Linked DNA regions of Homo sapiens: region 2 is linked to region 1. A link is an interaction called in ENCODE POLR2A ChIA-PET data of the cell type or tissue named here. Cell type or tissue: B cell. All regions are shown on one strand. Each heading gives the region's core, and the rest is flanking DNA. Links, peaks and the distances in the headings are about the cores only.

What was found. Peaks named below come from ENCODE experiments on the same cell type or tissue, not always from the same donor. Only the 100,000 strongest peaks of a DNase experiment are listed, where the experiment ranks them.
Region 2: POLR2A ChIA-PET joins it to region 1 with 9 read pairs; 3 of 35 experiments call an interaction of 5 or more read pairs at or near these places.

What each region holds. Positions count from the first base shown.
Region 1 is chr6:166,917,663-166,930,037 of GRCh38, forward strand. RNASET2 (ribonuclease T2) reads right to left here. Exons shown (of 9, transcript NM_003730.6): 9 at 4,451-12,129. The coding sequence ends at 11,926. Among named protein-coding and RNA genes, the nearest start is that of RPS6KA2-AS1, 20 kb to the left of the region's middle. In B cell, for the core only: no CTCF peak of the experiment used is centred there; no DNase peak of the experiment used is centred there; H3K27ac peaks cover 1,605 bases.
Region 2 is chr6:167,107,717-167,120,091 of GRCh38, forward strand. It overlaps a transcript of CCR6 not described here. Among named protein-coding and RNA genes, the nearest start is that of CCR6, 9.2 kb to the right of the region's middle. RefSeq lists enhancers at 5,671-5,810, 6,671-6,820, 11,289-11,789. In B cell, for the core only: no CTCF peak of the experiment used is centred there; DNase peaks (open chromatin) are centred at 5,435, 6,465 and 6,965; H3K4me3 peaks cover 4,875 bases; H3K27ac peaks cover 7,634 bases.

The DNA.
Region 1 (12,375 bases), core at 2,061-10,060:
AAATCTGTATATAAAGTGCACCTAAGATGTTTTAATAATAAAAATCATTTTAAAAAGGCATTAAGCATGTGTTATTTAAAGAATAATTTTGTCTAATTTGAAGGTTAAAGGTTGATTAAAATACGGAGTTAGAAAGAAAACAGAAACAAGATACAAAGAAATCAGTAAGCAGGAAAGATGTAAAGAAAGTTATGAGTATGAAGATGTACTTTTGGTTAGAAAGGTTGAAAAGACAAGATAATAATTTTGTATGAGAATCTTGTGTGATAATTTTTTGTACTAAAATAAAATGACTGGTTGGTTTTTTTTAAAAAAGAAAGTATAGGACAAAGCAGAGAGTCTAAACATGCTGTAAAATTTCCAAGCAGGTAAATAAAAGTTAATGAAGGATGAATTTATGAAGAAATTTCACATTATCAAGTTGGCTATAATTAGAAGGAAATCACTTATAATTCTTTCTGAAGATTGAGCTTTGATATCAAAATAAAAATGCACTAATAGAAAACTAAAAATTTTATCCCATATGTTAGAACAGGGTTTTCCTGAAATATTGATTTGCTCAGCCCGGTGCAGTGGCTCACGCCTGTAATCCCAGCACTTTGGGAGGCCGAGGTAGGTGAATCATGACCTCAGGAGTTCAAGACCAGCCTGGCCAAGATGGTGAAAGCCTGTCTCTACTAAAAATACAAAAAAGTTAGCTGGGCATGGTGGCAGGAACTTGTAATCCCAGCTACTCAAGAGGATGAGGCAGAGAATTGCTTGAACCCGGGAGGTGGAGGTTGCAGTGAGCCGAGATCGCACCACTGCACTCCAGCCTGGGTGACAGAGTGAGACTCTGTCTCAAAAAAAAAAAAAAAAAAAAAAAGAAAGAAATACTGATTTGCTCTTAGTAAAACTGTAAAGAGGTTTTGATTTTTAACTTTGAAATCGGTTTCTTCAATAGTTATCTTCTAAATTGCAGGGAGTTTCTCTTTTCTCCACATTTCTTCCTAAGATTCTTTTAATTTCCCTAGTTACAGGTTAGAAATGCCATCTTTTTCATTCAGAATGGAAATTTCCTTTCTTATGGCAAAATTTTCGTCTTAAAGCTTCTCCGATTCCTATCTGAGAAGCTCAACTTTTGCTCTATCTCAACAGCACATCATTTGCAGGTCTCACACCATGGCCTTCAGCTCTTTCTCTTTGAGAAGACGTGTGATGATAGCCCTCTGCTTCAACCTTTGTCACTCCTGTAACTTTCTTCTCCAGTTCTATATCTGCTATTATAACGTGACACTGAAATATTTCTCCTGAAAGCCTCGGAAAGTAATGTTGCCTTCTAATATAACTTGATTCTGTACTGTTGGCTTTTCTTGTGTCTGAATTGTTCCATGTAACCAGGAATCTACACATACTTTAATTTTTTCTAAGAGCCATGTATTCCCCTGCCCAAGGTGCTAGTTTTCCTGTTTCTTCCCTATAACATGGGGTACGCTTACAGCTTGGACACACATTCTTTCTGTGTTCAGTTAAATTCAAGTATCATTTTCAAAAGTTTCAGCTTCCAGGTTATCTAAACAAGCTTCCCGCAAGGAGAAGCACTCACACCGTAAGAGGTTTTTCTTTGGCTTTTTGGTAACTGGCCTAAAAAAATAAAGAATTTATGTTTTATCAAGATAATTTTCTGTGTTGTCTTTATTAGGTTTTTGATTACTTCGGGAAACTGAGCTTTGAAAGAGTTAAGGTTTTCACATCCATGTAACTTTCTGTATTGCTCTCAAAGTCTTTTCATTATCACTCTTGTTAAATGACTGTTATTGCACAGTGACCTATGATTGTTTTGAGCAAGCATTTTAAACCTTTTGACATATAATGACAGGCTTCCTTGGGATCAAAATTCTGAAGTTAGTCTTTTGACCTAGAATTAACTTTGAGATTTCCAGTTAGGTCCCTGGGGAGCCTGAAAGAATGTATCTCTCATCTTACAGAGATATTACATGATTAGACTTATTTAGTAAATCGTATGGGAAACATCATCAAATGATAAGTGGTATTGGATCTTCTTTCAGTTACATTTATGGGAATGGTACTGATATGAATGTTTCAAAAACTATATAAATTCCTAGAGATCTAGTATGTTATCAGTCATAATTTTGGTTGCTAAACCTTCTTTTAAGTTATATTTATATGAATATTGTTGATGTATTCTAAAAGTTATATAGAATTTATAAAAGTCCGATGGTCTTGATGTGATGCTGCCATTCATGATTCTGGGTGTTCTCTTAAGATGCCGCAATAGAAAGAAATAAATTTTCTTGTCAATTGTGAACTGTCGTATGATTTTCACCCATAGCTAGTGTAAGCTTTTATCATCCACATTTACTGTTTGAATTTTTCTCTAAAAGCATTTGCAATTAGCTATAGTCTAAAATTGCTTTCTATGGAAAGGACCCTAACAAGCACTCTTGAACACAGATTTCTGAAAACCTTAAGATCAATGGACTAAATAACAATTTTCAGAACTCTAACCAAAAACTGAAGCATTCATGGAATGCTAATCAAGATCAAGCAAAACAAAAAATTAATTACATAAAATTAAGTAACTGATGATAACAATGTTTTTGTAACTTTTGTTTAAAACATTTTGAGTTCTTTACTTAAATGTTTTGTTCACCAGATTTAAGACAACATTCTATCTTAAGCTATCTATGGTCTACAGCAATTTGGTAAAGTATACTTTTGTGAATAAAGGTGAAAACATTTGCTCTTTCTCCCTATTTGATTCCTCCAAAATTTGGTAACTATTCATATTCTTACTTTTTAAGACAGTGTGCCTAAGTTCAATAAAAATCTGTTATCTTTATAGCAGGATAAAATTGTAAACCTTGATTATATTACCAAGGATTTGACCAAATTTCATATTCAAGAATGTGTATACAATGTCTGTCTTCAAGAGTTCCCAGTTTTAAGTGATTGAGGAAAAAGTGTCACTTCCTGGCAGGCCCAGGAGCCTTAAGGCTGTAAGGAAAACCCAAAGTCTGCATTGGATTGGCTTCCTGGCCTCAAGAGGTTTTTAAACCTGCGATTCCTATGTGATCGATGCAGAGAAAAAAAGTTGTGTTTCTAAAAGACTGTCATAAACCTGCTGTTAGACTGTAGCCCCGTTCGTTATTTGAAAGTTCTTTTTATCTGCCTATAGGCTAAACTAGATCTGAATTCCTTTAGATTCCTCCAATCTCACTGTCCTCCACAGAATTACTATAAATGGAAACTGCTTTGTTCTGAAAGTCTGATATATGAGCCATAGAAAGTGCACCAAACTGCTCGATGCTATAACCCAGTGACACGCAAACAGTAAACTTGGATAAGCTGATGTTTTTCATGCTGTAGACATGACATCAGAATGAGACTCCACATCATATGAGACTTATCTCTCTTAATATCCACCTTTTTCACTTGGCAGGATAATGGTATAATTGAAATTTCACAATTAGTAACTTCTATTATAATTTGACAGAACCTGACCCAAGAAATCCTTAGTATCTACTGGTTACATTTTAAAATGTCTGTACTATTGTTAATATCACATGCTGTACCTGGATAAATTTCTCTGGGAAAGTTATACAAAATAAGAAGATAGGTCACATGGCTACAACAGGTCTCACCTAATTCCCCATGGTTATTTGATTTATTCTATTGGTTGCCTTTCAAACTTAGGTCTATTATGCAAAACCATTACGCAAACTGAGACGGTCATATTAGTATTAATCTTGCTTTGTATTTTACCTTTTTAAACTTAGTATCTGTTGTTTGTTAAATTTTTTCAGAAGTATAACTCCTAACAAAATAATGTTGGTCCAGCACTTTGAGATAATAGAGATAATAGCAAAAGACTGCAGGAGAGACAAGATTGAACTCAGTAGTGGACTTCCAGGAGGCTTAGCCTGAGAGTCACCCACTTCAAACCTCCCTTGTTGCTCAAAAAGGAAATGTGAAAGTTGTCAGAATCAAAATGGAGTAACTGGCATTAAACAAACCAACAAAAGGAACTTTCACAAAGCACCAGGGAAGGCCATAAAGAGTGGGTTCTCACGCCTCGATGCCTGATAACAAAAAGGACTACAAAAAACACAACCTTGCACAAAGGCCACCACCATGTTACAGGAAAACATACTTCTGCAAGGGCATTTGACCAGCCACTGCCCATCCCGCCCTGGACTGGCATCATCCTTGTTATTCATCTTTGCAGCCAAAGATAATTATCTTAAAACAGTGAAGTAATCCTCCTCTTGTATTTTCCCATTAAAAACCTTTGTCCTCCTTTACCCCCCTGAATACGCAGTTTACTATGGCACACATACTCCCATTGCGATGCCCTATGCCCAAATAAATATCATTTTCTTTTAGAGAGCCTGTTTGTCATTTAGGTGGACACACTGAAATTTTCAATGACTTGAGTCAATTAATTCTCTCTGTTTTTAAAGACAGCTTCCACTTTTTATTGATAACTATAGGATCCTAACTGCTAAGCATATATGTTGATCATGTTTACATGTTTATGTTGGGGACATTATTATAAATGTGAAAGAAGTATCTATAAATGTGATTATGGATTACTCACTGACACACTCAAAAAGCGCGGTGATCTGAGTTATAGTAAAGCCTGTTTCGTTGGTGTTTGCCTGATAATATCTTACACCTCATCTCTCATCATCAGCAAGTTGCATCCCACTGACCATCCCCCGGCTCCCCATCAAAAAAACCACTTGATTTCCAGGAATTGCCATAGGCTAGAGTCTCAGGTGTATAAAATTTCACTCATTGACTTAAGTGGAATGATTAACCTGGAGGAGACTCCAATCAACCTGAATAGAGTCCACTCAAATGTCTCTTCCCATGGCTGAGTCTATTCTGCTCTAAAACATTCAGAGAAAAACCAATCGGGTGACATTTCAGTTTTGATTAGTGAGGTACCAAGCCCCTGAATATTGGGAGCATCTTGGTGACTGGCTGAATCTTGTACATGACTTTTGATGTATGTTGTTATCTTTGGGCCACTGCTGACTATCTTTTCTCAATTCAGGTTAAATATTTTCAAAACACCTACTATGCTCAAGTAGCTGTGTTCAGTACTGGGGCAGCACGAGCAGCCCACATCTCAGGGTGCAGTCCAAGACATATGGTCATCAAGACAGAAGAGCAGATGGTGACAGGTACCAACCACCAAAGCTGTACACGCCAGGTTCAATGTCTTTGCTGGTAAAAATGGGCCACTGTCACTCTGCAGACTTTTCTCAGTGTTAAAAGCGGGTAGGAAAAGGTGATTGTGTAATTCTTGCTCCCTCAAATAAAGGGAATGTAAATGCATAAGAATGCACAGGTCTGAAATGTGAAAAGCACGTCAGCATAAAGTCCATACAGCATTTAATGGATCTTAACTTTATCCATCTCAAACTTTCTTTTGGAGATGGAGTCTCACTCTGTTGCCCAGGCTGGAGGGTGGAGCGCAGTGGCGCAATCTCCACTCACTGCAACCTCCAGCCTCCCAGAGGGCTGGGATTACAGGCGTGAGCCACCAGGCCCGGCCTTTTTTTTTTTTTTTTTTTTTGAGACAGAGTCTTACTCTGTTGCCCAAGCTTGAGTACAGTCTCGGCTCACTGCAGCCTCCACCTCCTGGGTTCAAGCCATCCTCTCACCTCAGCCTCCTGAGTAGCTGGGATTGCAGACACCCGCCACCACACCCAGCTAATGTATTTTTAGTAGAGATAGGGTTTCGTCCTGTTGGCCAGGGTGGTCTTGAACGCTTGACCTCAAGTGATCCGCCCACCTCGGCCTCCCAAGGTGCTAGGATTACAGGTATAAGCCACTGCGCCTGGCCCATCTCAAACTTTCTAATAACTATCATCTGAGCCTAAAATGCTAATTCTGTCTTTTTTGTCTAAAATAAATGGAAGGCCCATTACAGTCACTCAGAAAAAAAAAATAGAATTCTTATCAGAAAAAAAATGACATAAAACTGCATTTCTCATCATCTGTCAGAGATTTTGCTTCAGATAAGAAAACCCTCACTACTGCCCCTTCTATGGGAAACGTAGCTCATCCCATAAGCAATGCAATGGACTTCTTTTCTATAGACGCCCAAATACTGACTTCATATCTGTGATTGTATCCTGGTAATTTCATTTCAGGAGCTAGAGCTTGTGAGGAAAAGTAGTATTTTAACTTCTGAGTCTTTTCCAGCCTTCTGCAGTGATAGATCTAGCCAATATAGTTGAATTCTGAAAATATTTTACATTACAATTCTCAGCTGCCTTAGGACCTGCATTAAATTATTTTTATTCCTGATCCAAAGTTCGCAGAAACAAAAAGTGAAAACAGGCGATCTGCATGTTTCCTCATCTGGGCGTGGTGAGAAGCCAACAGCAGGCACCTTCCACTGGGACCAGTGCTGCATTCTCTTTTTTTCTTTTTTTGAAACGGAGTCTTGCTCTGTCATCCAGACTGGAGTGCAATGGTGTGATTTCGGCTCACTGCAACCTCTGCCTCCTGGCTTCAAGTGATTCATTCTCCTGCCTCAGCCTCCCGAGTAGCTGGGACTACAGGTGCCCGCCACCATGCCCGGCCAATTTTTGTATTTTTAGTAGAGATGGAGTTTCACCATACTGTCCAGGCTGGTCTCGAACTCCTGACCTTGGGATCCGCCTGCCTTGGCCTCCCAAAGTGCTGGTATTACAGGCATGAGCCACCACGCCCGGCCTCTCTTTTCTATTTTATTCATTTATTCACTCCATCACTAGAGAACACTGGCTTAGAGCTGATGTGCCTCAGACACAGGTGCACTCATGGAGCACAGAAGCGAGTTGGACAAAGTCCGGGCCTTTGTAGTGTGACGTGGCCATTAGGGCCCACAGATCCTTCCCTGCAGTTGCTGTCTCCCTTTCTTCAGGTTCCGAGGAAGCCTTCCCTGGCCGCCTTCATAACTCTGACCTCCTCCCTCCCTCCAACCTACCAGCATCAAATGCACCAGCTATGCTCCTCTTTTCCCTTGCCGTCTGTTGCCCTGCACTTTGGGAGGCTGAGGCAGGTGGATCACCCGAGGTCGGGAGTTTGAGACCAGCGTGACCAACATGGAGAAAACCCATCTCTACTAAAAATACAAAATTAGCCGGGCATGGTGGCATATGCCACCACTCTTGGAGTGGGCCCAAGAGGAAAAGATCCCTGCTTATGGCCATGTCCCAGTGCCTAGAAGAGAGGCGGCTCATAGGAAGGGTTGAAAAAAGTGTGGAATGAATCAATAAACAGCTCTTGATTTAGTGGCAGGAGAAGTACAGGCCTCACCTCCACCGCGCAGGCCTCATCTACGCCATCCAGCCCTCACCCACAGTGTCCAGACCTCACTTCTCCCACCCAGGCCTCTACCCAGTCATCTAGGCATTCTCCCTGCCGTCTAGCCCAAAACCGGAACAGCACAGCCCTCACCTCTGCTGCCCAGGCCTCATCTACGCCATCCAGCCCTCACTCCTGCCGCCCAGCCCTCACTCCTGCCGCCCAGCCCTCACCTCTGCTGTCCAGGCATCACCCTTGCTGTCCAGCCGACACCTACGATGCGCAGTCCATGTCTCCGCTGCCCAGGCCTCATCTATGCCACTTAGCCCTCACCCATGCCATCTAGCCCTCACTCAAGCCACCCAGCTCTCACTTCCTCCATCCAGGCATCATTCCTGCCACCCAGGCCTCATCTACACTGCCTAGCCCTCACCTCCCCTGTCCAGCCCGTCCTCACCTACACTGCACAGCCCTCACCTCTGCCACCCAGGCCTCATCTATACTGCCCAGCCCTCACCTCCCCTGTCCAGCCCTCACCTCCCCGGTCCAGCCCTTGCCTCCCCCGTCCAGCCCTCACCTCCATCATGCAGCCACTGTCTCTGCTGTCCAGTCCTCACCTATGCCACATTGTCCGCATCTACACTGTACGGCCCTCCCCTGTGCCATCCAGCTGGCATCTTCTATGTAACACAACAAGAGCTGGAAGAGAAGAGGCCCTGGTCCCTGGGCGTGGAGGCGCAGAGCCACCCAGGACTGCAAAAGAACTCTTAACGGCCAACCATGGAACTGGGTGTTGATATCCCATGGAACTTGCTAAACTAGGTGAGCAGAAGAGCACTCCAGGCCACCCAAACTGCGCGGAGAATCCAGGCACAAGGAAGTGCTAAGCAGAGCCCTCATGGGCTGTGGGGAGTGGGTGGAGGCACTGCCAACAGGGCAGGAGGGATTGAGGGAATGTCCCTGAGCCGCCATACTGGGGAGGTGTGATCTGGGAGCAGAGAGCCATGGTTGGTTACGGAGAGTGGCACAAACACGGTGCCAGCGTCCAGCACTGACAGTCAGGTGGCGTGGCAGTCAATGCATGGCCCAGATGGGAGACTGAGGCTTGAACTAAGTCAGTAATGAGAAGGATAAGCTGAATATAATTCAGAATACTTTCACAATTTAGGCAAAATTTTTTTAAAAAGTTTCCAGTTCACTTTGAGGTTTCTACCTGGAATAAGCGGATGGTGATGTCATTCACCGAGATGGAGGCAAAAGTTTCGGTGGAAAGATAAGATACCTGGGCCAGGCGCGGTGGCTCACACCTATAATCCTAGCACTCTGGGAGGCTGAGGCAGGCAGATCACCTGAGGTCAGGAGTTCCAGACCAGCCTGGCCAACACAGTGAAACCCCAACTCTACTAAAAATACAAAAAATAGCCGGGCATGGTGGCGTGCCTAGTCCCAGCTACTCGGGAGGCTGAGGCAGAAGAATTGCTTGAACCCAGGAGACAGAGGTTGCAGTGAGCCGAGATCGCACCACTGCACTCCAGCCTGGGCGACAGAGTGAGACTCAGTCTCAAAAAAAAAAAAAAAGAAAAGAAAAGAAAAGATATCTAGTTCTGAATATGATACAATTGCTACTGTTAGTTATTCAAGCGCATAATGATCTCCCACTACTAGCTTGGAGAGAGGGATTGCTTTCCAGGTGACAAAGCATTGTCCCCTCCCAGGCCAAGAGAAATGCTCTTGGGTACAGCAATAGCCCTGCTGAGAAGGGGCTGGTCTGAAGGAGTTTCATGGGAACCTGGTTTTCTTGTCTCGCTTTTACCTATGGTGTCTTTTTCCACCATAAGTTCCACTCATCCCTGTGGCCTAGTCCACGGGTCCTCTTTTCCATGGTGCCGCAGAGATGCTCCAGGCAGACGCCTGCTCTGGCTGAGACCCGGGCCAGCTGCCCCTCCTGGCTGCTCTCCATCCTGAGATGCGCCTGCTCCTTTGTCCCCCTGGGAGACACTTGTACCCCCAGCTCTGATCCCAGAGCCTGGCCTGCTCCTCCTTCCACACATACGAGCCTGAGACCCCGCTCACATGGGAGGCATTTCTCAGTCACCTCCGCCCAGTTACAGCGAGAACCGTGTGGTCAGAGTTGCATCTTCCTGAGTTGAATCTGGAAAATGCACGACCTACTTGTTTAATGATGTAAAAACATGTGCTTGGATCTGATCTCCATCACTGAACCTTAAACGCAGAGTCTTCCCCTTCTGTCTCCTGCGGCTCATAAGTGCCTTATACTTACATGATCTGAGGCAGGTTATCAAACGCTCATGTTCTACCTGCTCCTGAGCTCTAGGCCAAAATAGGAATATTAAGAGAGCCAAGCATTTGCTTGTGCTCATGTTTTGAACCATCCAGCCCCTCACCAGTGCCTTCTTCCATTTAGCTGACGTGACAATGGCAGGAAACCAGCACTCCGCAGCCCATGCCTCCCACCAGGATGCTACCTTGTTGGCGTCCCCATCCGCTCTCAAATGCTCACACTCATATAATAAATACACGCTACTTAAAAAAAAGAATGGCTTCTTTAAAAACCGCAAAGGCCAGCCGACTGCAGACAGCCTCTGAAGAGCTGCTTTCCTTGACCCCCCAAGGCTATAAAATAAATGCAATTTGAATAGGAAGTCTGTTCAAATTCACCAGCTCCTCTGGGAATAATGAAGATAAAACCCAAGCCTTGATCCCTGTGTTCGCAAAATGACTCAAAAAAAAAAAAAAAAAAAAAAAGAATTGACATCATTTAAAGGACTCTGAGGCTTAAGAGTCCAACTCTAAAGTACACCCACTCCCTGAGGACGCAGAGCAAATGCAGGAAATCACGCCCTTCCAGGTGCAAAACAAATCAGATCTTGTCCCTCTCACAGGCATCAAAACACAAATCATCAGTTCCCGACAGAAACAAATCCTGCCCTGCCAAGCCAACAGAAAAACACTGGAGACAGAAATGAGCTCAGAGAAGGGCCGAGGGACAATGACAAGGTGGGGACCCTGGACCCTTGGGCTCCGCTAGCCTTCCCCACAGCTTGCAGAAGAGGGCTCAGCTCCTCCATTACAGAAGAGACAAAATACAGGGACTGCTTCCATCAAATCCCCCATCATCTCACTCTGTCTGTCTGCAGAAGCTGTCAGGCCTGGCTGGGTGCTGCCTGTCTCAGGCTCTTACTGCAGAGCTTGTTTCCAGAGGGCCAGAGGCCGTCCTGTGTCTCCTTTAATGCCTGCGGGGGACGCAGAGGCCACTGAGTCTAGGATCAGGACTGCGACACCTACTTTCTCACCGTCCCATCTGCCTGGTAAACCTTTGTCTCTCTCTGAACATTCTGCATTTCAGACTGTCTTGTAGACACCATGAAGTGAGGTTTTGGTTTGAGCCAATTTGAAAATCTCTTCTTTAAATGGGCGAGTAAAGCCGAATATTCACAGGCATTGATACAGCTGTTTTTTTTTTTTTTGTAAATTATGCTGACAATATGGTTATTCTAAGGATTAAATATTTCACGTGTTGAACACAATGCCTGGCACATAGTAAGTTCTATTTTAAATGTATATTGAATAAAACATAAATAGGACGTTAATGTGATTAAGACAAACAGAGAAAAGGATTTAAAGAGAGAAGAGGCCAGGAGACGCGGGAGAAGACAATGCTAACAGGTTGTCTTAACAACACATGGAAAGCTCCTCACTGCACAGCCCCCAGATGCCTCACTCCACGAGTGAAATCCCTGCACGGCAGGCCGAGAGCGTGGGTGCAGCAGTCTGCCTGACGTGAGAGCCATGTCATCACATATCTAGAAGGTAAGGGTACCTCCGGTTCTGGAACACACAATGTAGGCACATTTCGCTGGGGGCTCCATGTACATTTCTAAATAGATACCAGTGCAGGGACCTGGCTACCCTCTGATAAGAAGGAAGTGAGGCCTGACAGAAACTGACCTTCCAGTAACCTGGAAGAGACTGCTCTGACGGAGACAGGAGATGGCTGCTCTGTGAATACACCCAAATCTCCTAGGGCAGGAGGGGCAAAGTCACCGTTCTAGGACACACCTGTGACCACACCAGGCCTCCAACAACGGAGCAGCTGGCTAAGGAACGATGTCCTGGGGCTCTGGTCACATGGAACAGACCCAGTCTGAGCTAGAGACACCCCCCAGGCCCACCAGGCATCAGCGTGGGCTCCTGCCATGCGTGGAGCTCTTCGTCTTGACAGGGTCCCTGCGCCAAGAAGGCAACAGGCTCCGAGGGGAAAACTCGAGCAAGAGAGTCCCCTGAATCGGTGCCATCTGTCTAAATTCCAAGTATGCCTGCCTGATCTACCAGGGCACTGAAGAGTTTAATAGAGAAAAAAAAAAACAATCTGTGAGCTTTATCCCAAGCACAAAACAGCCACTCAGGCGTGGGAGAGCTCCTTTCTCCCCGTGTACGCCACATGCACTCACTCTACAGGGACCACAACATCCAATTCACAGGCATGGAGGGGAAACAGCAAAATAAACAGACTTCACTTTGGAGTTGTTTTTTAGAAAGCTGCAGTTTGTGAATTTCTCTTGCTTTTTAAAACAGAATATTTCCAAAACTTGGGCATCAATGCTTGGTCTTTTTAGGTGGGGGATAGAAGACTGGGCCATCTTCACAGACTCTCAGACCCCGGCTCTCGGCGGCCCCATTTGCCAGCCAGACTTCCTGCTTGGGGGACGGCTGCTCCCCCGGCTCGGTGCAGTTTTGCAGCTGCTGGTCTTGCTTAGTGAGGCACAGTTCTATCTGACCAATTGTCTGTACTTCCTCATCCTAAAAGTAAACAATGAAAGACGCTTTAGAATTCAGATCTTGGATTATCATCAAGGTCTTAAGATCATGAACTTTTAGAACTTTTAGAAGATAACAAAAGCAGAGGCTCCACACCACAGGTTCTAGGTTCCAAGAACGGACCCCTTCATTGAGCAGAAGGCTGCTGTGCACTAAATTGGAAGGAGTGGCCCCAGGTGACTCGCCTGTGGGCAGTGGAGCTGGGCTTGGGGGTTGGATCCCCTGGTC
Region 2 (12,375 bases), core at 3,037-11,036, 190 kb after region 1:
TGAACAGTGTTCTTACATTTGTAGTTGACACCAAGGACAATGACATCCCGTCCTGACATAGTCCTTGGAACCAAGTTAGAGACAATGCCCTGGGTTGGATAAACCCCATGTCTGAAACCAGATGGGGAGCATCCCACTGCCTTTTAACTAATCTGTCATTGGGCCACCGCTAGAATGTTCTGGGGACCGAGTAATCTTTGGGGGGTTAGAAGGCAATGCAATACATGTATCGCCCCGCCCTCAGTCCCCAGCCCCTTCTCTGTCTTACTCAGTTGGCTAAACCACAGCCCTTGTTGAATTCACCTCTCCTCCTACTCAGCTACTGCACCTACATAACTGAATGTGTCTGAAAAGAGACGAGAACATCGTGGCGACTGCTTCATTTTAAGTTTATGGCTGCTGACTGGGCAGTTAGAATTCTCTAGCCCCTTGCTTCTCCCTCTTCCTGGATGGCTGATTTATTCCTTTTCCTTTTTTCTTAAAACTAGGATGCCTCTTTTTCCATCTTCCCCCTCAGCAGATGCCTTGGTTTCCTATTTCCCTAAGAAGATAGGAGCAATCAGAAGAGAGCCCCCATGGCCGCTCACCAACGCACCCACCTGTCTCCTGGCCTCTGTGACCCCGGGATCCGCCTCCTCACCTGCCACCAGGGAGACTAGCCCCATCCCTGACACAGCCCCTTCTCCAGGGGGTGCACTGAATGCCTGCCCCTTTGTCTACTCTACAGACACTTCTCCCTTCTTTTTCCTTCACAGTCAGCATTTTCCTCTTTATGGGGTCATCCTTACCAATATGACCTGATCTTAAACAAAATATGTTTTGCTCCAGTGTCATCTCCAGCTGAGACCCATGTCTGTTTCTCTCCACACAGCCTCCCTGGAATAAATGTTTGCATTCTCTCCTGTGTTTATCCCTCTCCCAGCCAGGTATCCTCCCACACCACTCCATGCCATTAAGCGTGACCACACGTGGCATGAGAAGCTCATCTGGTTGCCAGGTGTGTGCCAGGTGGGGCGGGGCCCAGATGTGCCCACTTTGGGGGTCTCCAAGTCCTCGAGGGCTGCAGGGTGGGGGCTCCGCAGCTTGGTCTTACTCTGAGACCACAATGATCTCCAAGTTGCTACATACGGTGGTCAATTTTCAGTTTTGTGCTGCTTGTGATCAGCAGCATTGACATAGCCGACGTTCTCTCCATCTGGAGGTGCCTGCTCCTCTTGGCCGTCTGCTCTCACTGCCTCGGTGCCCTAGCTGGTGGCTCCTCAGTGCACACCTCCTGCCTGAGCTCCACCCTCAACTCCATTTCTCACTGAGAACACCAGATATCTGCACTGGAATCTTCTTTTTTATTCTTTATTTTGTTTATTAATTTATTTTTTGACACAGAGTCTCACTCTGTCACCCAGGCTGGAGTGCAGTGGCGCAATCTTGGCTCATTGCAGTCTCCACCTCCCAGGTTCAAGTGATTCTCCTGCCTCAGCCTCCTGAGTAGCTGGGACTATAGGCTCATGCCGCCACCCCCGGGCTAATTTTTTTATTTTTAGTAGAGCTGGGGTTTCACCATGTTGGCCAGGATGGTCTCGATCTCCTGACCGCGTGATCTGCCTGCCTCGGCCTCCCAAAGTGCTGGGATTACAGGCGTGAGCCACCGTTCCTGGCCTAGTCTTTATTTTTAATTGACAAGTAATAATTGTACATATTTATGGTGTACATAGTGATATTTCAATAGCTGTAATGTACAGTGATTAGAGGAGGGTAATTGGCATATCCATCACCTCAAACATTTATCATTTCTTTGTTTTGGGAAAGTTCAATATCCTCCTTCTAGCCATTTGCAGTGATATGATATAAACTCTGGTCATCCTGCAGTGGCCTGGAACATGAGGACTTATTCTTCCTGTCTAGTTGTGATCTTGTGTCCTTTCACAAAACCATCCCTATCCTCTTCCCCCTCCCCTTCCCAGCCTCTAGCATCCTCTGTTCTACTTTTTGCTTCTATGAGATCCACTGTTTTTTAGCTTCCACACATGAATGAGAACATGAGGTATTTAACTTTCTCTCCCTGGCTTAACTTAGCATAACGTCCTCCAGTTCCACCCATCCTGCGGAGCATGCCAGGAGTTCCTTCTGCTTTCTGGCTGGGTAGCATTCCACGGGTATAGACAGCACATTTTCCTTACCCATTCCTCTGCCAATGCACACGTCGGTTGGTTCCATGTCTTGGCTCTTGTGAATATGCACTGGGATGTTCTAGTGGCTGCTTTAATGTCTCAATTTGCTAACCGGCTTCCTGTGAACACTGCCTCCCACCCCAGACCCACCTCCTCCTCATATTCCCAGCGCATTGAATGAGCAGCTTTCACTGCACAGGGCAGACACCTGGACCCATCCTCTGTGCTTGTTCTTTTGTCAAATCTCACATCCAGTCTGCCAGTAAATCCTGTTGAGTTTGTTTCCAAAATATTCCCCTCATATCCTACCCGGGTGGTCTTCTTAATTCTGCCTGAAATCCCTTGAATCCGTTTTCAACACTGCTGCCAAAGTGATCTTAGAATGGAAGTCAGATAATGTCACTCCGAAGTCTTAGTAACATCCCGTCTCCCCTGGAGGAGGCAAAGTCACTGTGGTGGACTGTGAGGCCCTGCGACCGGCCCCTCACCTCTGACTACAGCTCTCATCCCTCCCTGGCTCACCTCACCCTCACTGAGCTCCTTCATTGCTTTGAATATGTCAGGCAAATTCTGCATCAAGGACTTCACCCAAAGTGCTTTTCCTCCAGGTACACATGTGGCTCACTCCTTCCCCTCTTCTGGGGCTCTATTTAAATGCCACATTCTCAGTGAAACCTCCCCTGTTCACCCTCATTGAAATTGCAGCTGCCTCAGTTGCACCTCCCTGCTTGATTTTTCTCCACGGTATTGGCCAACTTCCATACTACGTATCTTTTCATTCATTTTTTTTTTGGTTGTTACCTGTGTTCCATGACTAAAATGGAAACCCCAGGAGGCCAAGACTTTTACTTGTTTTAGTCACTGCCGTATCCCTTGTGCCTGGAGCAGTGCCCAGCACGCGGTGGGCATGAGGAAGTGTTTACCGGAGGAATCGCTGGACTGCCGTGTGGTACAAAGAGGACGTGGAAGACCTAGGGCTTATTTTCTGAATTCACTACTCCTGGCTCATACATTCTTGGGAAGTTACTCAACGCGTTTTGTGCTGGTTTCTTTCCATCTGCAAAATGAAGGTCACAATGTCCATTCTCCCAAAATTGTTTGTCAGGATTAAATGAAGTAATAAACATGAAAAGTACTTTCTAAATTGTATTACACATGCATTAATTAACATTTAACAATGCTATTTATAATCATTTGAAAAAGGAAGGAGAGGGGTGGATGACCTAGAGTTGTAGACTCTCACTTCTGTCCCTGCAGAAGCCGTTGGCGTTTCCTATCAAGCAACAATTTTGGACTTTCCTTAGGGGATTTGTAGCTTGCTTATTATAGACCTAAGTGGAGAAGGTAACCTAGATTTCCCCTTAAATTACGAGGTTGTTCTTAAGCTGAGCGCTGACAGTTGCCTTGGGAGTATGGAAACTTAGGGGTTTCTGCGTCCTCAAATTGGTCAAGTTGTGACACGTGGCCACAGATTGTAGAAAATGGCTAACAAAACAACATGAGTATTTTGAGGGTGGAATTTCTCCTTTATGCTTAGGGTATGCCTTCTTTTGTGGCTGCCACTGACCTGCAGTGGGATATTGGTGAGATACTGATTCTCTATTCACTGTGTCTTTACTCATAAAGCATATATCATATGGTATTTTCAGGTTTTTTTATTCTCTTAAGAAAACTGTAGAGCCTTTCAGAGAACTTTACAATCATTTGAATTAATTTGTAATTTCCAAGAAGAATCAAGAAATATTCCACAGATCAATAATTCTGAAACAAAGAAAAATTTACGTCTGAAATTGAAATTACCAAGTGACCTAGTTACATCAACCCATCTTCCTTCCTCCACCTTATTTGTCTCCTTTCTGTGATCTGAAGTGTGTGCTGAGGAATAAAACTTGTGGTAAGGAGGGCAGCCCAGCACACCACCCAGTGTATGGGTGAAGGAGGCAGCAGTGTGGCCGGAGAGGAGAGCTGGGCTGGGAGCACAGGAAGGTCCCCAGGACTCTGTGGTCATCAGTAAGAGAGGGCCCACGTGTATATGCTGGTGAACAGAAATGTCAACCTTTTCAAAGTCTGACATTTAAGAGAAAAAACTGTGGCTGTTGGTTTGTGGAACAGACAGCTCCTTCTTTATTGGTAAGTTTTTTTTTTGTCTTGGAACTTAGAAAATATTGTATTTCTTTTGTCTCAATAATTGTTTTATGCTTTGGAGGTAATAGAGTATTACAAAAGTTTATGTTATCAAGTCATGCATTGCGAATACTTATTTATTTAGGCTACTTTAGTCATCCCAAAAAGAAAGAAGAGATGCTGACCTTTGTTGAGTCTATTATGTGACATGCTCTATTCTAGAGACTTTGGTATGTGTTATTTTATGTAATTCTGAAGACAATCCTGGCAGGTAGGTGTGGGGCTATTTTAAAGAGTTAGGGCGGTAAAGTCACACAGCCAGAAGATGGCCATGGAGGGTTGGGAGGCAGATTTTTCTGATCCTAGTCTGTGTTCTTTCTATCTCACAAAGACATTCCATACCATCTGCAAGTCGCTTTTGACTAGCACTCGAGAAAGAAGTATGGGGACATTGGAAACGCTCTAATAGACCACAACCACCTTTGAAAGAGCAGTCATCTCTATGAGCCATAACTATAAGGAAGAAATGCAGATCCCACAGACCAAAATGGAACATGTCTCCCAAACTTCTCACCCTGGGGGCTGTGGCTGCTGCAGAATGGGGGGTGCTGGTGGATCTAACATGAATGAGGCTCGGTGGAGGGGCTGGCTTTGTGCAGGGAGGTTGGGATGAACAAGGGCAGCAGGCGGCATCACAGGTGAGAAGGACATCCCAGGAGGGAGGAAAGAGCCACAGCGTGCTGACGAAGGTGGGATGGGGTGAGGTGGGGGAGACACAGAGAAGCCCAGAGCCAGCCTCGTGGAATACACAGATGTGTCTGGAACGTGTGTCTCTGGATACACTGATGGGTCTGCTTCAAGAGAATTCTTGATGCTGCAATGCATCAGAAGGAGTTCTAGTGATAGCATTGTCTCCCAAGTGAAAGTGATAAACCAGTGACAATCAGTTTCACTGTGTTGTGGGTGAATGCATTTATGTCATTTAACAATACTGCGATTCCATTTGTATAACAATCTCGGATGCACTTGTTGTAATTTTGCATTATGTCTTCTCTAATTAAACATCTGAACCCTCTGAGGCCTGACTTACCTGGAGCTCTCTTATCTAATAATATCAACCTCTAAGGCAGCCTGAGAAAGAGGAAATGAACCCAAAGAGACTCTGCACCAAAATAGATACCACGAAGCCTGTACCCAAACTTGGTGTGTTTTTCTCCCAGGGGAGACCCTCAGGTGCACATTCAGATACACTGGCTCTTATTTTAGGCACAGTTCTGATAAGGGGGGGCTGTTTGGTTTCCCAGCCCAGAGCTTATTGGAAGCAGCACATTCAGTGGGAATGTCACCTGCTGGAGTCAGGCACGCTGGAAGTGATGAGGAATGGCAGACAGCCAGGTGCAGTCAAGAGGTGGGCTGGAAGAACCCCAAAACACAGAGAGGGCAACTCAGTAGACCTCACATGGGCCCATTTAATGCGGAAGCAGATACTGTAGTTCCAAGTATTGGAAGGATCTCAGTGTGGAATTTGGTGTGCTGCTGCAGATGAGAAAGCACACGTCCCCAGCGGCTCCACGAATGGGGCCCAGGCAGGGTTGGACGACGCCCAGCTCCCCTGGAGACAGCCAGAAATCTCATCACATGTCTTAGCAATATTTTCACCCATCAGATCCCAAGTTTTAAATGTTTAAAATGATTAGTTGAAAATTAATTTGGAATAGGCTTCCCCAAGACCAAAATGTTGGTTGGACATTGCTGTGTTGCTGAGTAAAATACAGTAAATATGCAGCGCATCCTTCAGCGTTCAGATGACTGCGTTAGAGAGGATGGGGCATCTAGGCAAGACATGCATTCCTCTTTACTTTTTAAAGCACTCCTATTTTGGGGGGTAGAATGAGAAGATGGATAGATGAAGAAAGGGAAAATGGAACAAAGAAAGGAAAAAGGGCAGGGCAAGGAAGAGGTTCCAGGATAAAATAGACATGAGATCTTATGAGCAGAGATCGTTAGGGCAGGGTGGGTGGACCAGGTCACACAACCGTGACAGACACGGCTCTGGGCTCTGACAACCGCATCGCAGCAGACAGGATCAAGATGCAAAGCAGGGCCCTTCGGCAGCCGGCGCATGACCTAGAGCTGGGTGTAGGAGGACTCTCCGGCAGCTTCTGCCTCTCCCTCCTCACCTTCCCTTGATCGGGCTTATGTCATGAGGACGTCATCCTCCCTGTGCTGTCCCCACCTCCTGCCACACAAGCTGCCTGAAATCCTAGGGGCTGGTGGAGATGGTGGTTTGATGGGTTATAAATCACGTGACTTAGCTGAGACGGTCTAGCTCCCTCCTGCTCCCAGGTGGTCTTCTGAGCAGTGGTAGACCTCGAGAGGAGTTCAGAATCACAGGACCGCAGGACCCAGCCCTGGTCTATCCACCCAGAACCTACATTTGAACCCCAAGGAGAGGCAATTCATAATCACAGTGCACTTGGAAACCCTTCTTCCAGGCATAGGAAACCCCAGTCCAGAGGCATCACTTCATATTTCGGAGGGGTTACTGCCATTGAGTGGCCTAAATTTCAAACCCTGGCACGGAGATGAGCAGGGCCCCCTTCTCTATGCAGAGCCCCCTGGCCGAGGCCTGCTGTGACGGCTGCTGTAACCAGCCTGTGGCTCTGACGTCACCGTGCACACGTCACCCTTTTTCATTTCTGTAGCAGTTTATAAGTCAGTGAGGCTGTTCCCGGCAGACAGAAATGGAAATTAGCACTCTGAATCTGGGTCACCGAGCAGTGCTGTAAATCCCAGGGGAGGCCCCGTCCTTAGCTCTGCATCCAGTGAGGACCTGAGGTGAGGATGTCTTCACAGATCCAAGGGAGGAGGTTTTAGACACATAAATCTGTGTGATTATCCAATGGCAAGATCATTTGATAGGAGATCCCCAACCTAAAAAGAATGTGGCTTTCAGATCTCTTTCTGGTAGACAAACAGATGTTTTAGTAAATCAAAAAATCAGCCTTGTGAGTGTAATTAAATGACTACGTAATAAAATCAGTCATTTTCCTTTGGTCTTTTTGTCAGAATGAGTCTTCAGGTTCTGTAAAGAATCTGTCTCCTCCGACATACATCGCCAAGACAGCGGCGGGCTAATGGGGGCTGTGCTGCCCACTCCTCAGACACTGGATGGGGGTCTCACTGGTCCACCCCGCAGTTGGCTGCTGGGTCAGAGAGTGTGCCAGCCAGACCCCAGCGCCCAGCGCCCTCTAGATGTTGCAGAAGGGCGAGAGAGGCTTTCTGTGGTCCTCATTCTGTGAGCAGACCTGTCCTTTCTGGCAGTCAATTATGCCTTTGCGGAATATGATTGGGAGATTTTTAAGTAAGTCAGAGGAAAACTGATTCTGCTGGAAGTCGGTTTTAGAGCTGCTGAGAGCTATTTCATTCATCATAAAAATCTTGTTGGTTCAACAATACCTCTTTTTCCACATTCCTGGTGTTTAAGCAGGGTGCCTTGTCCAAAAACCTAGTGTCTTTTCCCCATTTTCTGTATCTGACTTGAAGCAAAATAGTATTGTCCACTGTTCTGGAAACTAACACAGAAAGAAATTGTGACTATGGCAGCACTCACACAACAGTTTATCTGGAAACGTCTAGAAGGTGTTATTTTTCCAGCAGTGAAAATTAGTGATATCCATAATAGTCACTATAATTAGTCCTTTTGCTTTTCTTAGAAATTCTGTTTCATTATGCAACCAACTTATTTTGTTATTAAATGAAAGTACAAAGAGAATTTTTTAATAATTACATTTCTTATATTTCTACCTCCTTATACAAACACCATTATGATTTTCATGTCTCTTCTCATACTTGTGTCAGTTTCTCACTTTTATTGCTAAAATTTTGCAAAACTGAGGCTGTATCTATAATGTCATGGTCAGGGTTGGAAGTTTAAATTTGAGACCTCAAAGAAGATTTTTCAAAGGGGATGCTATGAAAAGCTCCCCATTTTCCTCCTAGTTCAAAGATCCGCAGGCGTTATAAAGCGAATGACTACTGGTTAGGTGGAATTCATTTCTGAAGCCGTGGCTGCCGCCAGGAGGGAGCACACCAGCAGGCGTGGATGGGCGTTATTGTTGTGTCTTCTTTCTTGAAAAGCTCCAGGGTCCAACTGCAAGAAGAGATCACGAGAGAGAATGCGGAACTCCTGGCTCTGTCTCTGGAGAACATTCCAGAGGTTGTGCTGGAGCCAGAAGGAGCGCTTTCTTATGCTGCTGTCTCCTTCCCGAACTCTCCAGAGCCTCTGGAGTCTTTCACCGGGGCCTCCCCGCCCTCGCTCCCTCTTGGGAATTCTCTCTCTCCAGCACCCCCGACGCTTTCTGTTTTAGATCAAATTGACCTTTCTGGCTTGACACCCTTTCCAGCACAGGAGGCAGCTGGGCCTTTCTCTGAGGCCCTCCTCTCAGCCCACAGCGCGGCAGATCCCTGCGGGGAAATGTGTCCTCCCTTCTCCCAGCCCAAGCCACCTCCTCCCACCTGCATGGCTTTTGGCCAAAGTTTTCCTTTTGCTTCAACTGAGAGTAGAGCTGCTCTTTCTCCCTGCAGGCACCCTTCACATACTGACGGCAGCCGCCCCCTCGGCCTTCCGCTGCACCCCGCCCCTCATTTCCAGTGGCCCTCTTGCTTTCTCAGGTGTCAGGGCTTCCCGCCTATGCCACCCCCTAGCAGAGAGGCACCCAGGGGTACCCTAACCATTGCAGAGGAGAAGGGCGACCGCCTCCCAGTCCCGGACGCCTGCACATCCGTTAGGCCCAGAGTGGCTGCTCTTCCTGCTGTGGCAGCACTGTCCTGATTTTAGCACAGACGTTTCTACTTTCCGGGAAGTCTCTGGAAAACTGGGAGGGTTGGCCCCCTAATCCTGGGAGTCCAACAGGAAGAGCCAGGAAGATAATGCTGCAGGAGATGACCCGTCCCGTGGGTGAGGGTTCCCTCCCCTCCCGCGGTGGGTGGAGGGTGAGTCCTGTCGTCCTCCTGTGGCGGGAGAGCTGTCCATCATCCATCACTGATTCCTCTCCACTTCTGCGCTGTTCCTGAGGGCTGAGCACAAAGCCTCCTTAGAAAACCAGAGTTCAGGGTGCTTAGATGGAAAGTGTCCAAGAATACTGCTGCGTCTGCGACCACCTCAGCCTCTTTATCCCTCCCCACCACCGTCCCCGCATCCCTCCCTACCACCGTCCCCGTCCCCGCATCCCTCCCTACCACAGCCTCTGCATCCTGCCTACCACAGCTGCATCTTATGTCAGAAGAGTGTTCGAGGGATCTGGGCTGAGGGAATGGAAGGTGTTACCTGCTTGTTTTCAGTTAAGGAAATAACCTGTCTCCTGGGTTTGCTGCTTACCGGAACTCTATTTTCTTTTTTTTTTTCTTTTTTTTTTTTTTTTTTTGAGACGGAGTTTCGCTCTGTCGCCCAGGCTGGAGCGCAGTGGCACGATCTCGACTCACTGCAAGCTCCGCCTCCCGGGTTCACGCCATTCTCCTGCCTCAGCCTCCCGAGTAGCTGGGACTACAGGCGCGCGCCACCACGCCCGGCTAATTTTTGTATTTTTAGTAGAGATGGGGTTTCACCGTGTCAGCCAGGATGGTCTCGATCTCCTGACCTCGTGATCCGCCCGTCTCAGCCTCCCAAAGTGCTGGGATTACAGGCGTGAGCCACCGCGCCCGGCCTCTATTTTCTTTTTTGAGTCTCCCTGTCAGTCCTTAATGTTTTCCACCCCTGTGGTCTCTATTCCCTCAATGTATTCTTCCTTCTTAAACCCTTTAGTTAAGCTCTCACTTGGACATTCTTAAAGAAATTTTGTCTCAAAGAGCACTGAGAACAGTAGTGATGAAACGCGCAGGTCGCTTTTCAGTGCTCAAATTCTTCACTCTGCAGGTTTCCTATAAGCACTTTTCTGTTTTTTTTTTTTTTTTTTCTTTAAAGACACTGTACTAATATTTTAGGACCTATCCTCTGGCCACTTCTGAAGTGTCACTTTTCCAGCTTCAGTCTGTCCTTCTGCTTTGTAAACATGAGCCCAACATCCCAGCAGTTCCATCGGCGTCTCTGGGTTTAATTACAACCTCTCCATGCAAGACCGTTCCTGCATCTCTTGCTAAGCCCCCTCTTTATGACTCAATAGTGGTAACTTCCACCCCCATCTCTACCACCACGACAACAATCATAATTACAAAGCTGCCACTGTGCACCTAATGCTGTGTGAGGCATGAACTTTGTCTTCGATCTTCACATGAATCATTTACAAATCTAAAATCCTCGTGTATTGATTAGGAGACAGACATCTAGAGGTTAACTTGAAAAGTGACTTTCGATTCTTGACATGAGTCTAAAGTCATGTCAAGAATCTCCAAGAATTTTCAGTTACACGAGACATCAATCTCTTCACATTCCAGGTACTTCAATGACATCCATTTTCTTCCCTCTTAGACCGGTTTCTATAACTGTTCTTCTACGTAGAAATAAATTAGTAAATAAAAAGTAAGCTTTCAGTTTGATTTCCCTATTTCTGTCCCGATGTAAAATTTGGCATCATCTTGATTCCCCTTTTGCTTGTTCCTTACTGATATTTTCCAAAACATCTCCCCACATCATTTTCTCTTCACATGTATCCCAGAAAGGTATGAACTTTTGGATCAGATGACATGGTTTTGAGATTGGCTCTTCAACTTATTGGTGTATGAACTTGAGGAAGTTGCGTTTTTCCTCTGAGTTTCAGTTTTCTCATCTGTCACTTGAGGAGGACTATGACAACCCCAGGGCCCCTGGGCCTTTAGTGAGGATTAATGAAAATGAATGGGTGAAATGGCGAGGGTCAGCCCCACATGCTGGACGCCCTTGGTCCCGGCTCCCTTCTCTACTCTGTGATGTCAGGCAGGGCTGCCGCCAGGAGGAGGGTGCACCTGCCCTGTGACCTGCTCTTCTCCCTACCGTAAACTCGCTCCCTGTCCCTCCACGGCCCACAGACGTCTGTGTCTTTGTATTGCTGCCAGCCTTCCGGTCCTGCAGCCACCCTCCCCAGCTCCCCACTGAGGGCTGGTGCCCCCACCTGTCCTTACTGCTCTCCACCTCGGTGCCTTTCTGCCTCCCCACCCAGGCTCATGCTGTTTGTCCCCAAATTGCCTTCCTCCCCCTGCCTACCTGGTCAGATCTGAGTCGCCTTCCTGGCTGAGTCCCAGCCTTTCACGAAGAGCCTGAAGTCCAGGATGCTGGAGGTGGAGGAGCTCCTCTGTGCTCCCTCCTGTGAACTGGACGCTCGCAGTGGCATTTCTTCACTGATCCGTCACACGTAGGCTCTCTGCATATCACATGTGGCTTGTATTGTCATGTATTTAGGCCTCAACTTTCCAACTATATGAGTTCCCAAAAGGTGGGAAGTAAATGGCATACTTTTAACTATTTCTGTAGCTTGTGTGCTGTACATAGTAACTATCTGAAAAAATGATTCGTATCTGAAAAATAATTTATAACAGGTGTTCTCCTGGCTATTTGGGAGAGTAATTTTCAGGCCAGCTACTTTATGGGGTAGAATAACACAGAGTGACTCCCCATGCCCAAATGTATTAGCATATACAGTGAGCATTGAAGGATACACCATTTGACATCTTCGTAAACTCCAAAATTCAAGGTGTCAGCACAGCTTGTACTTCCTCCTATAAAATGTGTTTTTGTCCCTACTAGAGAATTTGCTGATGTAATTTGTTAAGTAGCCTTTTTTAACTTTTTTATGAAGAAAAAGATATAGATCCAAACCACATAACACAGATCCAAGCACTGCTGGGCTCGGTAGTCTATGTTTTTGCAATGGGTGTGAGCCTGTGGCTGCCTGCCAGCTGTCATTGTTGTAGGTTTCTTCTTCCTGTCCCTCCACTCTCAGCACCTGTGCTAACTCTAGGCTTTCCTGGGGAGGGTTTTGTAAAAACCAACAAATGACGCTTTTATTTTAATTTGTTTTGTTTTTTAAAAACATGTTCATTACTTCAGAAGTTTTGTGCGCACAATGAGAGTAGAAAACTGCCCCAGTTATCTACCACCTTGAGTCATGGT